Regions from separate parts of the Homo sapiens genome. Here region 2 is linked to region 1. A link is an interaction called in ENCODE POLR2A ChIA-PET data of the cell type or tissue named here. Cell type or tissue: IMR-90. All regions are shown on one strand. Each heading gives the region's core, and the rest is flanking DNA. Links, peaks and the distances in the headings are about the cores only. Region 1 overlaps ANKRD11 (ankyrin repeat domain containing 11). Region 2 overlaps ANKRD11 (ankyrin repeat domain containing 11).

Region 1 (8,327 bases), core at 279-8,278:
CCTTGTTGCATACCAAGAGATGGTTCTTCATGGAGTTGTATCTCATTCTGAGGTTCCTACTTGGCAAAAGACAGGCTGGTAACAGGTGTCCTGATGTCTACTGCCACTTGGATTATTCATTTTGTAGAAACAGAACAGATGAGTGTTGTGAGAGGTCACAAATAACTAAGCGATTGTTGAGTAGGAGCTTCACACTGAAGTGAAACAGCCGCTTCCCGGATTTCTCCGTCTTTTCTGTTTCCCAGTGTCCATGACGCCGATCATAAAATGGTGAGGCCAACAGTGAGCTCAAGACAAGTAGATCACAGTATATTCATGTTTCCTTTTGAGTTTTGCCATTAGACTGTGATGCTGATTTGGAATTCTGTGGGTTTACTAAGAGCTAGAAATAAATTGGTCATCTATATGCGCCTGATTTAGGCTTTCTGAAAGGTTGGTCTTATGTCTTCATTGGTCAGGATTTCAGATTTGTGTGTGTGTGTGTGTGTGTGTGTGTGTGTGTGTGTGATGTTTAAGTGACCATCAGAGCCTCTTGTTCCCTTTCAAGGCTTGTTTTAGTGAAGCCACGCAGGGAGTTGGTGTTTGTTGCTCAGGGAGCTTGTGAACTCGGCCGGCGCTGGTTGGGGTCTTGTGGAGCCGGGCCTCCTGCGGGAGGGAGGCAGGTATTGCACAGTCCAGCACTGTCCTTCCTCCACCTTCTCCTGTGTGTTATTGGGGCTGTTTTCACTGTTGGCTTTTGTGTCACTTTCTCTAGTTTGATTTCATGCCTTTGTCCTCCTCTAATTTTCAGGTATTTCCCAGTTTCTGATCTACAGCTTCCTTTGTTTTTTTTGTTATAGCTGTGTATCTGTTTACTTTCAAACACGAATTGTTTTTGCCATTCCCCTGGATCCGGTGAGGAAGGGAAGGTTTTGGCAGGAGTCGGATGCCTCCTCTGAGGACTGAAGGTTCTCCTGCCTTCCATAGTTGGCTTTTGTTCTTTAGCAGAGGAGTTTGATTCCTATCAGGGCAGGCATTATGGAAAGGGAAGAACGGTTGTGTGAAATCGTTCCCCCTTGTTCTCGTTCTGCATTCATCCACTTTGCACCTTTTTCTGCTAAATGGTATAAAGAGAATTGTTTGGGAACATTCATTTTGTTTCCTGTTTCGTTTTTTCCTGTAGTAAAAAGAAACATTTGCACTGAAGAAGGAAGCCTGGTTTTCCTTCTAGTTCCTCCTCAGGCTCACCTCAGTTCTGAAGTTTGCGTAGTTGCCTTTATTCCCTGGAGCCTTCTCTTTCACTTTAAATCAGAGAAAACGAAATGAATAGCACCCCACCCTTAAAAAAGAAACACCAGAAACAGGAAACAAATAACTGCACCTTCTCTGCCCCCAGCCCGAAAAAATCGAAATAACCGGCCCACCTTGTCCGCCCCCAACCTGAAAAAACGAAGGAGACCGACCGAGGTCAGGAGAATGGTTTGATCAGAGTGGATAGGTGACCTGTCTGCACCAGCTGGCCTTGGGATTGTGGGGCTCCTGGCACCATTGTGGGAGTGGAATCCAATTGGCTGTGTCTTTTTTTGATTGAGAACTAAAATGAGATGAGGCTGGATGGTAGGTCTTTAGTGTTCCCTTTAAGTCCTCTAAAGTTACATTGTAAGATTTTTAAGCCATAATAATAGCAGATTCATGTCCATGTTTTCCATTTCCAGTTTCAAGACTGATCGTGGTGAAGAGTGTGGGCACTGGAGCCAGCCAGCCTGGTTTCAGGTCTTGGCCCCACCATTTAAAATGTGACCTTGACTAAATTTCTCACACTTCTAGGGCCTCAGTTTTCTCATGTGCAAAGGGGAGATAATAATGATACCTACTCTGTGGGATTATTGTGAGGATAAAGTGAGTTGGTGCTAGATAAAACCATATGAAATTGTCAATATTGGACTCTTTCTTTTTTGGACTTTTTTTTTTTTTTTAAATAGTTTGAGCTTGTGTTTTGTTGTAAGAAATCCTTGAGAGCCCTTTGTACACTTCGGCCAGTCTCCTCCTCTCTTCGAATGGTAACACATTGGAGAACTGTGGCCTTAATAGAACGTCACAGCCAGGATGTGGACACGGTATCGCTGACCGGTCTTACTCAGGTTGCCTGAAGTTTACTTGTACGTGTGTGTTAGAGAGAGAGATTGATTGATTTGAGTTCTGTGCGTGTTCACCACTGGGGGCCCCCGTCCCTGCCGTGTTGCGGTGCTGAATAGTTCCATAATCGCAAGGATCGGCCCTTTGCCCTTTTCTAGCCACATTTGCCCCTTCCAGCCCATCTCCCCACCCTGGTCCCTAACCCCTGAGAACCACTGATTTGTCCTCCATTTGAAAAATTTGTCATAAGAGTGTCATATAAATGGAGTCGTAGAAATGTAACCTTTTCGATTGGCCTTTTTGCTCAGCGTAATGTTCGCTCTGTTTTGTTGCTGAGTGGTCTCCGTGGTGTGGGTGGACTCAGCTTATTTATCCATGGTGAGAAACACACATTCACCCGTCCACACCCAAAGACTGGGCTTGGAGACACACAGAACAGCAGAAATGAGACTTTTTTCTTTCTCTCTCTTTTTTTTTTTTGAGACAGAGTTTTGCTCTTGTCACCCAGCCTGGAGTGCAGAGGTGTGATCTTGGCTTGCTGCAACCTCCGTCTCCTGGGTTCAAGTGATTCTCCTGCTTCAGTCTCCCGAGTAGCTGGGATTACAGGCATGCGCCACCACGCCTGGCTAATTTTGTATTTTTAGTACAGACGGGGTTTCTCCATGTTGGCCACGCTGGTCTCGAACTCCCAACCTCAGGTGATCTGCCTGACTCAAAGTGCTGGGATTATAGGTGTGAGCCACTGCGCCCAGCCAGGAAGCAAGATTTTTAATGGCAGTCTTGCAAGATCAGGTGCCTGGTAGGCAGGTACACCCGGGGCAGTCACAGCAGGTAGTTTATCTCCTCTAATGCAAGTCCCTCCCCCAGTTCCTCACTGGTCGAGTACTATGGGGTTACAATCTTCCCGGAGGTCGCCTGAGTTTCATTATCCCGTTGTACGCCGTCCCCTTACCCGCTTACAAGGTTGTACCCTGTCCTCTTACCCGCTTAAGTTTTGATTTCCCAATACTGAAACTTTCTTCCCATTTATGGGCTGACCCCTCTTCTACATTTTGTTCGCTTATTGTGACCTTCTAGGTGCACGAGCCGTGCGGTTTGTTACATCCGCAGGCTGGCTGCCATTGCGTAGATTTATCATGCCTGGAAAACGGACCATTTAAAACGTTTTCTTACACCATCGAAGCACATCTGGGCTGATTCCAGTTTCTGGTGCTTATGAATAAAACAGCTGTGAACAACTGAGTGGAGTTTATTGGACCATTTTTGACCTCTAGTAATGGTGGGCTCACATGTTTGAGTTGAGTTGGGTCAGGTGCTGAGTGCCTGCTGCTGCAGGCACCACCTTGTGCTTTCAGGTTAACTCTAACCACACATCTCATGCCTTCTCTGTGCATGTATTTGAAGTTACTGAAAAAGTATTTGTCAAGAAAGCCACAGCTCCGCACTAGTCTCTTAAAACCCATCCGTATGCTCCTGTACTCATGAAAGGAATGCACTGCGGGCCGTTCTGTGGGAAGCAGGGAAAAGACAGACCTGGCCCTGAGACAGGCTGGTGTGACTGCCGTTCGGAGCCCAGGGTTAATGGTGCTGGTTAGTCAGCCAGTGTCGGGGGCAGATGCCCATCGTCAGTGGCTCCCCTGTGGACCCTCCCACCCAGCCTAACGCGAATGAAAATCATTGTTTGCATAAGGTCATAGCTCTGGCTAGCAGCGTTTTGAGACCAAGGCCAGTGTAGGGACCTGTCTTTGCTAACATGGACTCCTGGGCTCTGAGGGTGTTGGGAAGGTGGCTCACGGGAGGGAGCTGAGGGGCCTGAGCTCACAGCTGTGAAACCACCGTGGCCCTTGGTTGTCTGAAGGAGCAGCGGTGTGGGGCAGCCACAGGCCTCGTGGTTTTTCTCTGCTGTCAGTTGGGGTTAGTCAGTGTGGACAGAAAGAATTGCTCATCTTAGCGGATTGAAGACTATGGTTAGCAAGCAGTTGTAGATCTCCTGATTGAAAAAAGTGATTATTGATGTGCTTTGATATAAAGAAAGAAAAAAAGAAAAAAGTGATTAAAGTGGGAGTGAATTAAACATTAATACAGTTGTGTCAGTCAGAGTCTCCTGAAACTTGTGATTCTCTTAGGGGAGAAAAGGGAGACTGTAATAAAAACATGAGCAATCTTGAACTTCCGTTCCTTTCCAAAAATAAGCATCAGGTCTGCCCAGCTTCCTTCCCAGGGAGGCTGTGATTCTGTTTCGGACGGTGCTCGTGGCTGTGACTGTTCGTCGAGAGCAGTGAGTAAAGCAGCTCTCATGCAACAAAGCGAGGGGAGAGCCCAGGGCGTTGAAAGAGGTGGGGTGCGATTGGGTCAGCGCGAATATCGTGTTATTACTTGACATATTGAAAAGTGTGTTTATTACTGACCCATAGTCGCACCTGTTAGTGGAGTCCGGTAGGATGCCTCAGTCCGTGGATGCCTTGTTTACCGATGAGACCAGGGTGGTTACTGTGTCCATCCCCTCAAATACCACTTCTTTTTGGTGATAACATCCAAGATCCTTTTTTTTAAAATTGCTTTTTTTAAAAGAAAAATTCTGTAAAAAAATTCTTTTAATGGTTTGGATATTCTTAGGGTCTCAGTCGCTCGCCCAGGTGGAGTGCAGTGGTGCCACCCTAACTGACTGCAGCCTTGAGCTTCTGTGCGGAAGTGATCCTCCCACCTCGGCCTCTTAAAGTTCTGGGATTATAGGTTTGGCCTAGAGCTCTTTCTTCTTAGGTAACTTTAACTTTTTACCCGTTGATTGTATTAAATAATTTTCTTTCCCTATCCCTAACGTGGCAAATAACCCACTTAAAGGGGTTGATGAGAGTAAGGAGTCCAGAGTGGTAAGAGCATTTAAAACCTCACATTGCTCCACCATTCAGAGAGAGCCGCCATTAGTACCTCCTGGGTTTCCTAACACAGAATGCGTGTAGCCGACTCCTTAGCACCTGGGTTATCATCTTGTCCTGTTGCCATTTCCATAGGTAGAAGCAACTCCCTGTTGTTTTAACTGGATTCTGGTTTTGGTTACCCCCACCCCTGCCCCAAGACATGGATGGGCAGTGGTCCTGTCATCACACACTGACCCTTCGTGTCTCACCCCCACCCCCAGACATGGACGGGTGATGGTCCCATCCCTGACTCCGTCATCACACACCGACCCTTCGTGTCTCACCCCCACCCCCAGACGTGGACGGGTGATGGTCCCATCCCTGACTCCGTCATCACACACCGACCCTTCGTGTCTCACCCCCGCCCCCAGACATGGACGGGTGATGGTCCCATCCCTGACTCCGTCATCACACACCGACCCTTCGTGTCTCACCCCCGCCCCCAGACATGGACGGGTGATGGTCCCATCCCTGACTCCGTCACCACACACCGACCCTTCGTGTCTCAGCCCCACCCCCAGACATGGACGGGTGATGGTCCCATCCCTGACTCCGTCATCACACACCGACCCTTCGTGTCTCACCCCCGCCCCCAGACATGGACGGGTGATGGTCCCATCCCTGACTCCGTCATCACACACCGACCCTTCGTGTCTCACCCCCACCCCCAGACATGGACGGGTGATGGTCCCATCCCTGACTCCGTCATCACACACCGACCCTTCGTGTCTCACCCCCACCCCCAGACATGGACGGGTGATGGTCCCATCCCTGACTCCGTCATCACACACCGACCCTTCGTGTCTCACCCCCACCCCCAGACATGGACGGGTGATGGTCCCATCCCTGACTCCGTCATCACACACTGACCCTTCGTGTCTCAGCCCCACCCCCAGACATGGATGGGTGATGGTCCCATCCCTGACTCCCTGACTCCGTCATCACACACTGACCCTTCATGTCTCCATGGTCTCTGTCTGCACTCAGCCTCCACAGGCCTGTTGATTCCTGAGTTGCTGTAGGCAGGAGCTGACAGTAAGAAGTGTAGCCTGGTGCTTTTCTGTTTGACAACATAGCTTGTTTATAGTCGTGGTGGTGGTTTTGATGTGAACATGTATTCTAAATGAAGCTTTTTTTCACACCTTAGAAAATGTCTTTACTTGGGAGGCTGAGGTGGGAGGACCCCTTGGGCCCAGGAGGTTGAGGCCGCAGTGAGCTGTGTTTGCACCACTCCATTCCCAGCCTTGGCAACACAGTGAGACCCTGTCTCTTAAGAAAAATCTGTAATGTTTATTCCAAATATTTTAGAGGCTCTGGATTGGTACTGTCTTCCAGAGATAATGGGATCAGTTACTGAGATTGTCTGTCAGTCAGAAAGAAAAGACCTTCAGACCAGAATTTTCTCTTCCCAACTTGCTTTCCATACCCTGTGGGACCCTAAGACAACAGAAAACTGAGTTTTGTTTCACTTTTAACTGATGTTTTTCACTTTCACCTGATTTGGGCCCAGTTTCTTCATACATGGGAAACAGCAGCTGCATTAAAGCAGCAGTTCTCACCGGCGTGTTTTGCCCTTTAGCGGACATCGTCTGGAGACATTTTTGGTTGCCAGGATTTGCTGGGTGGCCTTACTGGCATCTAGAAGACCGACGCTGCTCAACCCTGTTGGCGCGCTGAACCCAAATGCCAGTGGCAGTGAGCTTGCAAATCGTTGGACTCATGATGCTTTGAGTGCTCTCAGGACTCTGGAGGTCGATGCTGGGGTTCCTCGCTGGCTTCCTGCTGCTGATGCTCTTCCCCTCTCTGAGCTCTTTTACGGAAAGCTTCGTGGCACACTTGCTGCTTTTCACTGAAACCAGGCTGTGTGGTGACTAGAAGCTGCGTATTCACATTTATTTTTATTGATTGATGGATTGAGGCTGCTGTGCAGTGGTGTGAGTAGCTCCGGCTACAGGCGCACGCCACCATGCCCAGCTAATTTTTTGAATTTTTTGTAGAGATGGGGACTCGCCGTGTTGCCCAGGCTGGTCTCCAACTTCTGGGCTCAAGCAATCCGCCTGCCTCAGCCTCCTGAAGTGCTGGGATTACAGGCGTGAGCCAGCGCACCCATCACACACTTATTTTTAATGGTCCTTGAGGTTAATGGCAGCTTTGAACAATCCTGTCCAGGAGTGTAAGGAGGAAAAACCTCACTCCATCTTCCAGGAGTGTAAGGAGGAAAAACCTCACTCCATCTTTGCAAAACGCATGTGCCAGGAGTGTTGCTCAGGAAACACGCGATTCTCTCGGATGCTAAGTGCAGAGCCGGGGAACCCTGCACCAGCAAGCCCTGTCCTGGGAGCTGCCTTCAATCCTGTCTGTGCTTCCTTCCCTGGTTCTGCACACGGAAGTGTTTGGAGTTGGAGGAGAGCCTGATGTTTGGATGGGACTGAAGTAACATGGGTATAGATTTTTTTTCCCCCATTTAGACTGGTTTGTTTTATTCTTGGAGTCCCCAGAGCTCTTCAGGGAAATTATATAGTTTTATTCAGCTGCCTTTTTTTTTTTTTTTTAAGACGAGTTTCGCTCTGTCACCCAGGCTGGAGTGCAGTGGTGCAGTCTCAGCTCACTGCAACCTTTGCCTCGCAGATTCAAGTGATTCACCTGCCCCAGCCTCCCAAGTAGTTGGGGTTACAGGTACAAGCCACCACACCTGGTTAATTTTTTGTATTTTCAGTAGAGACGGGGTTTTGCCCTGTTGGCCAGGCTGGTCTTGAACTCATGACCTCAAGTGATCCGCCCACCTCGGCCTCCCAAAGTGCTGGGATTACAGGCGTGAGCCACCATGCATGGCTTTATTCAGCTTTTTAAAAAAATGGTACTGCAGTATAATCTTTTCCTCTTAAAATACTCAGTGGAAATGAAAACCACCTTATCTTTTTTTGCACCTTTTATGTAGTTTAAAACTTAATATGCTTCTTAAAGTTAAAATTAGCCTTTTAAGGCTGGGCATGGTGGCTGACGCCTGTAATCCTAACACTTTGGAAGGCCGAGGTGATTGGAACACCTGAGGTCAGGAGGTCCAGATCAGCCGGGGGTGGGTGGCGAGCGCCTGTAATCCCATCTACTCGGGAGGCTGAGGTAGGAGAATCGCTTGAACCCAGGAGGGGAGGTGGAGGTTGCAGTGAGCTGAGATCACGCCACTGCACTCCAGCCTGGGGGACAAGAGTGAAACTCTGTCTCCAAAAAAAAAAAAAAGGCCTTTTAAAAACTTAGCTTACTGGTAATGTTTTGTTTCTGTGGCGAGATTGCCCA
Region 2 (8,275 bases), core at 1-8,000, 160 kb after region 1:
TGGTGCGTGCCTGTAATTCCGGGAGACTGAGGCATGAGAATCATTTGAACCCGGGAGACAGAGGTTGCAGTAAGCCAAGATTGCACCACTGCACTCCAGCCTGGGGACAAAATTTAAAAAAAAACCTTAGGGATATGTATAAAAATATTCACTGGAACAAAACTGGAAACTCACTCAGAGGCCCATCAGTAATTCAGTGACTCACCGGAGTTTGGAACATCCAAAGGGTATTATATGATTCCATGTAACAATTTACACTGGTGATGTCTGAGCTGCCGAGTAAAAGCTATGAGGCCCATTGAGGAGGATTGTGAATCCATCCTGAGCTTCGAAAACGATTTCATACATATATATATGTTGAGAAAAATTTAGAGACAGACATGATCACACTGCAGCTCGCCAACATCGCAAAACCCCATCTCTACAAAAATCAGCTAGGCGTGGTAGCACTTGTAGTCCCAGCTACTCGGGAGGTTGAGGAGGGAGGATCCCTTGAGCCCCAGAGGTCAAGGCTGCAGTGAGTCATGATTGCACCACTGCACTCCAGCCTTGAGACGGTATCTAAAAAAGATTCTCTACACGGTTGCTTGTGACATACCAGTACTCCCTGGCCACGCTTCCATTTCTCCATTAGTTTCCAAAATATGTGCTACCCCAGTCCAGTCCCCTTATGTGCACTTTTAAATGGCATAGTTTCTACTAGAAATACAAGTGAAACTATCACTGGCCGTAAGTAATTGTAAAATGACAAAAGCAAAGCTGTTCGATTCTAATAAGCTGCAGTGGCTGCTGGAGGTGAGTCCCAGGCCCACCCAGAGCAGGGCAGGGCCCCCGGGCCAGGGTGAGCCCCAGGCCAGGGTAGAGGTGGCATAGACAGCGGTTATGGGGACAGACATGTAGCACAGCTGGCGCTACCGCCACGTGTAGTAACTAGATGCCAGGAGCGGGTACAGCTGGGCCTGGCCCATACCAGGGTAGGTTCACGGCCGTATCACGCCCTTGGCCCTGCTGGCAGCTGAGGTCGGCAGAGTCTGGGGCTCTCCCTTCACTCCTCCTCCCTCCTCTCCCCGCTGTGTGTCCCGCAGACTTGCCTCCTCATGCGGCAGCAGCACGAGGCCGCGGCCCTGAACGCCGTGCAGAGGATGGAGTGGCAGCTGAAGGTGCAGGAACTGGACCCCGCCGGGCACAAGTCCCTGTGCGTGAACGAGGTGCCCTCCTTCTACGTGCCCATGGTCGACGTCAACGACGACTTTGTATTGTTGCCGGCATGACACCGCGGGACGGCCGCAGGACGCAGGCGAGGGCCGCACGGCTGCCCAGGACTGCTGCTGAGCCCCAGGGGCGGAGGAGGGAGCGCCCTGTCCACCCGGGCGGGGAGAGACCCCGAGAGAGACTGCACTTGGCCACAGCGCCTCCATCCCTTCCAGACTGGTCCAGACGTCGGGGAGGTGAAACACGTCTCTTCTCTACCAGCTGCCGCGGCGGGGGCAAAGCCCCCAGAGCCTCACTGGCCCCGGCGGGATGAGGAGACCATGCCGGGCGCGCACACACGGCAGCTTCTGTTTGAAAACGGCGACCTTCGGGCCCTTTTCTCCAGCAACTGCAGAGGCATTTCAGGAGTTGGAGAACGGAGTACATTTTTAAAATTTTTTGTTCCATTCTGATCAACTAAAGAAAATTAAGGTGTCCACCTCTCACAAACAGTGACCTGCAGGTCGGAGGGGCAGGAGCCCCATCCCAGCCGTGGTTCTGTTGCCGCCGAGCTGCGACGGCCTCAGACTGGGCTTCAGACCTGGTGCGGAGCCAGGCGGAGGGACACAGAGCCAGGACTCCCAGCCGTATTGAAATGGAGTCAAATCCGCGTGGTTTGTATCTTCTTTCCTTTAATCTTGGGCATTTTGTTTCTCTTTCTGAGAACGTAACTTGAAACACTACAGAGCCAATAATCATATAAAAAGTGTATCCGTAAACGCTGTACAGTTTTATATACCTTCACAATGTACTTTTGCTGCCTTCTAGATAATTTATTTTGCAACACATTACTGCACAGTTGTAAATAACTTATGTACTGTAACATCACTTTCAGTTATGTGTAAAGAAATAAATAAATTAATTAAAATGCTCTTTGTACAGTGCGTCCCTCCAGGAGAGGGGCTGTGTGTGGGACTGACACAGTGTCGCCCCTCTCGACGACCTTCTTACTCCCAGGACAGACGTGGTGGCTCACGCCTGTAATCCCAGCACTGTGGGAGGCCGAGGCGGGAGTCTGAGACCAGCCTGCCCAACATGGCAAAATCCCCTCTCTACTAAAAATACCAAAAATTAGCTGGGTGTGGTGGCGCGCGCCTGTAGTCCCAGCTACTCCGGAGGCTGAGGCAGGAGAATCGTTTGAACCCAGGAGGTGGAGGCTGCTGTGAGCTGAGATCACGCCACCCTACTCCACAGCAGACTCTGTCTGAAAAAAAAGAAAACCTTTTTCCTACCAAGTTGTTAGCTTTTAATTTTGAAACAAATTATCTGTTCCCCTCGTCCTCTGCCTTTGCACAGACCGGGAATGCTGTGGAATTACTGCCTCTTGTAGGAGCTGGAGAGAAACAGGAGCATCACTCCCCACGGATCTGAGCACTGCAGCCGTGGCCAGACCCCGTGGCCAGCTGTGCACGCCCCTGAGCTTCAGCTTGTGGCTGGCTGGCTTGTGCCCCTGCCCACAGTTCCCTGGCAGCTGCAGCTGGTGAGGGTCCGCGCTTTGAGAGCCCTGTCCTGGCTGGAAGGCAGCTCAGGCAAGCATGGAGATGCGAGGCCTCTGCTCAGAGGATCTTGGCACAGAGGATGCCTGCCAGGACCCTCCAGCCAGTGTGGCTCCAGGAGACTGTTGGCCCCCGGCGTGACAGGAGGGTGAGCTGATGGAGGCGCCTCACCCTTTTCCTTCTGAGCTGTCTGTCCCCTGTACCTGGGTGCTGGGGAGGGAGTGGCAGCTACAGAAACAACCCCCACAGAAGAGCAGACACTGCCCGTGCATCAGAATCAACAGGGTCCTGGTCACTGGGTCCCCTGCGGAGGAGCCCGACCTGGGAGGGTCCCTGAGCCCTGCCAGGCTGAGCCAGTGGCGGGGGCAGTGGCTTCATTCCCCCAAAGGCTGCTGTGAGCTCCCTCGCCAGCTGGGCCCCTGCGTGGGGTTGGGGGTAGGCGTGGGGCCATGCCCCCTCTCCTGTCTTCGATCTGTGAACAGAACTTTTGTGGATTCCCTCCTGTTCCCTTCAGGGCTGAGCCTGAGCAAAGGCAGGGTTGTCCACCTCATTTACGGGCTTGGGGTGGGGGTGTGGAGAAGCCAGAAGGTTCCAGTCTATTTTTCTGGGTTCGGATTAGCTGTGGTTTGTTTTGGGGGCTTCGTGGGTTTTTGGGGGTTTTTTGCTTGCTTTTGAGATGGAGTCTTGCTCTGACCCCCAGGCTGGATGGAGCACAGTGGCGCAATCTCAGCTCACTGCAGCCTCCACCTCCTGGGTTCAATTCTCCTGCCTCAGCCTCCCGAGTAGCTGGGACTACAGGCGCCTGCCACCACACCCGGCTAGTTTTTGTATTTTTAGTAGAGACGGGGTTTCACCATCTTGGCCAGGCTTTTTGTTTTCTCCACACCCCCTCAATCACAGAACTTTGGTCACAGTAAAACTTCCTTTAAGCCCTGCCTTAAAAGAAAAACCTGAGTCAGCCTGTGTCACACAGAGCACGCTGCAGTTCCAGCCCACAGTGGTGACGACGTCCCGGCCACCATGCTGTGCCTCCCTGTCTCGGGTGCCCACGAGGGGTGTCAGGCGAGAGCAGCTCCCTTCCGGCCCCCACCCTGGTCTGCTGGAGTCTCGGCTCCCGTGCACCTGCCAGAGATGCCGCACATGCGACTCCCAAACAGCCTCCTGCCATAGGGGACGAGAGACAGCCTGCCGCCCCTCAGAGAGACTTGTGAATAAACACTGAGAAACGTCAGAGTACCCAGAACCGCAGGAGCCTGCGTGCCAGCCTGGAGACCCTGCTGCCCGGGGCCACCCATGTGGGCTTCAGACCGCTCTCGGGAGTCTCTGGCTGGAGCTGGAGGAAGATGGCGTAACCCCACTCGCTCAACTACATCCATGGACCCCAGCGCTACCCAGCTCCTGCCTGGGAGCCCGGGCTCTGGAGCAGGCTGGCTCTGAGGGTCCACCACCTGTAACTCAAGCCTTCCTGATGCCTTCCCTTCCGGAGGCTCTGAGGACTGCCATTAGCAAAAAAAAAAACAAAAAACAAACAAACCCAAAGCACAGAGCAGGTGAGTGCTCGGACCCTAGGCACTTCAGGGAAGCCAGCACCCCTCCCTGGCACAGGGTCCCCCTCTCAGGGAAGCTGGCGCCCCTCCCCGACACAGGGTTCCCCCTCAGGGAAGCCGGTGCCCCTCCCCAGCCGAGGGTCCCCCTCTTAGGGAAGCTGGCACCCCTTTCTGGCACAGGGTCCCCCTCTCAGGGAAGCTGACACCTTGCCAAGGCGTAAGGCCCCAGGCTTCAACAGAAAAAGGAAAGAAATATGGCGGCTTTTGCTGCTGTAGAAGAGAAGCTGGTGGCTTTTGTAAAACCTGGAAGGAGGTGAGAGGTTTTTGTGGAAAGCCCGTGAGCCGTCAGCTCCCCGCACAGAGAGCGCCTGCTCTGCCCAGGAGACCGTGCAGCATCTGGCAAGACAGGTCTCCATTCAGGGGTCGCCATTTCCAAGCGGCAGCTGGGCCTGGGCCTGAGCCTGGCAGGAGGGGAAGGGCCCCAGCACGTGGAGCCGCACACAACCTCCACCCACCTCCCCCCACACCAGGGAGCTGCTTTCCTCCTTCCCGCTGGGGGACAGCGAAGACAGTCTCACAGGAGAGTAGAAGGAACTGGGCCCAGCTTGGCTCTGTTGGAAAGCAGAATGAAATACTGAAGCTAGAGAGAGGGACCCACAGGCAGTGAGAAGGCAGCCGTGGCATCAGCAAGAGCTCAGCTGTGGCATCAGCAAGAGCTCAGGGACGAGGTGCAAGTTGTACACCACAGCTGGGGGAGTGCAGTGGTATAAACCCCAAAAGCCCCATTACTGGGCACAGAACGTCACTCACATCTGAAATTACCTGTGATAAACTGGAAACATGGCTCACACCTGTGGTCCCAGCTGCTTGGGAGGCTGCAGCAGGAGGATCACTTGAGTCCAGGAGCTCACGGCGGTAGTGCACCGTGAGTGAGCCTGCGAACAGCCATTGCCTTCCCACCTGGGCAGCTCAGCAAGATCCTGTCTCTAAAACCAAAAATCAGGCTGGGTGTAGTATTTCACACCTATAATCACAACAGGAAGCCAAGGCAGGAGGATGCTTGAGCCCAGGAGTTCATGTCCAGCCTGGACAACATAATGAGACCCTGTCTCAACAACAACAACAAAGAACAGGCATGGTGGAGCGCGTCTGCGGTCCCAGGTACTCGGGAGGCTGAGGCGGGAGGATCGCCTGAGCCCAGGAGGCTGAGGCTGCGGTGAGCTGTGATGGTTGCTCCAGCCTGGGGGACAGAGCAAGACTCTGTCTTCAAAAAAAAAAAAAAAAAAAAGATACCAGCCGGGTGTGGTGGCTCACGCCTGTAATCCCAGCACTTTGGGAGGCTGAGGCAGGTGGATCACGAGGTCAGGAGTTCAAGACCAGCCTGGCCAACATGGAGAAACCCTGTCTGTACTAAAAATATAAAATTAGCTGGGTGTGGTGGCACAAGTCTGTAATGCCAGCTACTCAGGAGGCTGAGGCAGGAGAATCGCTTGAACCCGGGAGGCGGGGAGGGAGGTTGCAGTGAGCCGAGTTCGTGCCACTGGACTCCAGGCTGGGCCAGAAGAGCGAAACTCCGTCTCCAAAAAGAAAGAAAAAGGAAAGATACCAAGTTAAAATCGCAGCAGCCAGAGCCATTTACCCTGCAGTCAAGACCCCCACAATTAAGAAAAGGGGAAATAAATGACAATTCAAAGCAGCTACATAGAGACTGATTATGTCCCAGGTCAGAACCTCTGAGGGGGTGAGCTGATATGACAGAAAGGACGCAGGACTTCCAGGGTAGCAAGTCCCTCTGAAAATCCCTCCTCGAGAAAAGCAATGACACCACTAGGGAAAAAATTGTCAAAATTAACTTTTTCAGAACTCTGGAAATTATTAACTAAGGCTTGTAATAATTTAATGAATGTTTATTAAAGAAAAACAGCCGAGGCTTGGCATGGTGGCTCATGCCTGTAATCCCAGCACTTTGGGAGGCCGAGGTGGGTGGATCACCTGAGGTCAGGAGTTCAAGACCAGCCTGGCCAACATGGTAAAACCTCGTCTCTACTACAAATACAAACAGTAGCTGGGCATGATGGCACATGCCTGTAATCCCAACTACTTGGGAGGTTGAGGCAGGAGAATTGCTTGAACCTGGGAGGCGGAGGTTGCAGTGAGCCAAGATTGCACCAGTACACTCCAGCCTGGCTGACAGAGCAAGACTCCGTCTCCAAAAAGAAAAAGTAAAAAGAAAAACAGCTGAATATTGGTACAGAGAGCTTTGTCATTTTAACTTGCCGTGTTTCATTCTCCTTACTCCAACTCTCTGGTGCTTTGAAAACTAGCAGCCCAGAGAGGCAGGCTCAGTATGAGCCCCCAAAAGTCCCACCCCAGAGAGAGCTGTTGCCATCTTGATGGGGACAGGAGGTAGAGAAATTCTAGGCAGACAGGGGCAGGTTCCTGGTGAAGCCCCACCCTCAAGCTGAAATGCCTGAGACCATGGCCCACCTTGAGAACTGCCATCCCTGCTTTCCTGCCCTCATGTTGCCTGTTCCTAAACCACCATGGTCCCACCCTGCCCCCCGCCATCCTGTGTCTATAAAGGCCCCAGACTCAGCCAGCAGAGAGGAGAAGCAGCTGGATGTTAAGGGACAGCTTGACGGTGTCACTTCAGAGAAGAATCCATCTGCAGACACAGATGTGGCCAGACTTCAGGGGAAGATTACCTTCCCGCCCCATCCCCTTTCCAGCTCCCCTTCCTGCTGACAGCCACTTTCATCAGCAATAAAATCCCCCACATTTACCATCCTTCAATTCGTTTGCGTAACCTCATTTTTCCTGGATGCCAGACGAGCTCTAGAGCCACAGGTGGATACAAAAGGCGGTCACACCGGCCCTTTGCCTCTCACCGGCAGCCTCACGCGAAAAGGCAGAGGGTCCACTGAGCTGTTAACACTTCAGCTGTCTGTGGACGGCAGAGCTAAAGGAGCCCCGTAACACGCCCTCTGGGGCTTTGGGGGGCACAGGTACCCCGGCCCTGGATGCTGCACGGGGCCTGCACAGAGTTCACTGCTGCCGGCACCCAAAAGCACCTGCTCCAGCTCCTGCACCTGCTCACCCTCCTGCAAGGGGTGGAGCACAGAGGGTCCAAGTGAGTGGAGTTTGAACCCACCGGTGCCTAAACAGCCGGCCAGTTCCAGCGATCCTGCACTCCAGTCCTGCCTCATTGGCCCACACACTCCCTCCGCGAGGGGTTGAGGGCGGCAGGCTGAGTAAACCAGGCACCCCATTACGACTCCGGTGAAACAGCCTGCTTCAATCTCACCTCTGGCAGCTCCCTGGAAAGCATTCATAGGCCTGTGATATCTGGCCTGCCCTGCAGTTCGCTCAGTGAGAAAAGCCCCCTTTCCACAGCATTGGTCAGAAACAATCAGTGGCACCGTTTAACCACACAGCTGTCCAAGGCACTACCCACTGGGGCAGCCGGCACCTGCCCAGAAAGGACGAGGTGAGGAACGAGGCGCCTGTGGGGACCCGGGCAGCACTGACATTTTCCTGGGGACACGGAAAGCCCTGGGCACGTGTGGGTCTGTACGCACGGCCAGGAAGGGACAGAACATTCTCTGATCTCCCCTTGGCTGATTGAGGCCTTGTGCAAACAGAAAGCGAAAGCTACAGCAGAGCTGGAAACTGCTGGAAAAGCCTCCCAGCCAGGGAAAAAAGACTCACTGAATCGAGGCATTTAAGGAAACTGTACAGTACAGAGCGTTCACTGGTCACACAGCAAAGGGAGTAGAGAATTAGTCCAGAAAAGTCACTAAACACACAGAAGCAGCAACCAAACCACAAAGTAACAAAACCTGGGGGATAAGAACAACTGGTCTCATCATGTTGCTTTAAATGTCTACTTTTCAGCAAAAAAAAGCAGAGAAACAAAATATCACCCATAAATGGGGGGAAAAGCCATCAATAGATACCATCCTTGGGGAAGCCCAGATGCTG

What was found. ChIA-PET counts read pairs that join two places held together with the same protein. Peaks named below come from ENCODE experiments on the same cell type or tissue, not always from the same donor. Only the 100,000 strongest peaks of a DNase experiment are listed, where the experiment ranks them.
Region 2: POLR2A ChIA-PET joins it to region 1 with 5 read pairs; 2 of 35 experiments call an interaction of 5 or more read pairs at or near these places.

Annotation. Positions count from the first base shown.
Region 1 is chr16:89,418,710-89,427,036 of GRCh38, reverse strand. All of the region lies in intron 1 of ANKRD11 (ankyrin repeat domain containing 11), which reads left to right. Among named protein-coding and RNA genes, the nearest start is that of ANKRD11, 68 kb to the left of the region's middle. RefSeq lists a silencer at 2,079-2,188 and enhancers at 3,620-3,719, 3,306-3,806, 6,463-6,962, 6,963-7,464. In IMR-90, for the core only: no CTCF peak of the experiment used is centred there; DNase peaks (open chromatin) are centred at 3,986 and 4,366; H3K27ac peaks cover 242 bases.
Region 2 is chr16:89,261,474-89,269,748 of GRCh38, reverse strand. ANKRD11 (ankyrin repeat domain containing 11) reads left to right here. Exons shown (of 13, transcript NM_013275.6): 13 at 1,086-2,119. The coding sequence ends at 1,271. Among named protein-coding and RNA genes, the nearest start is that of ZNF778, 48 kb to the right of the region's middle. In IMR-90, for the core only: no CTCF peak of the experiment used is centred there; no DNase peak of the experiment used is centred there.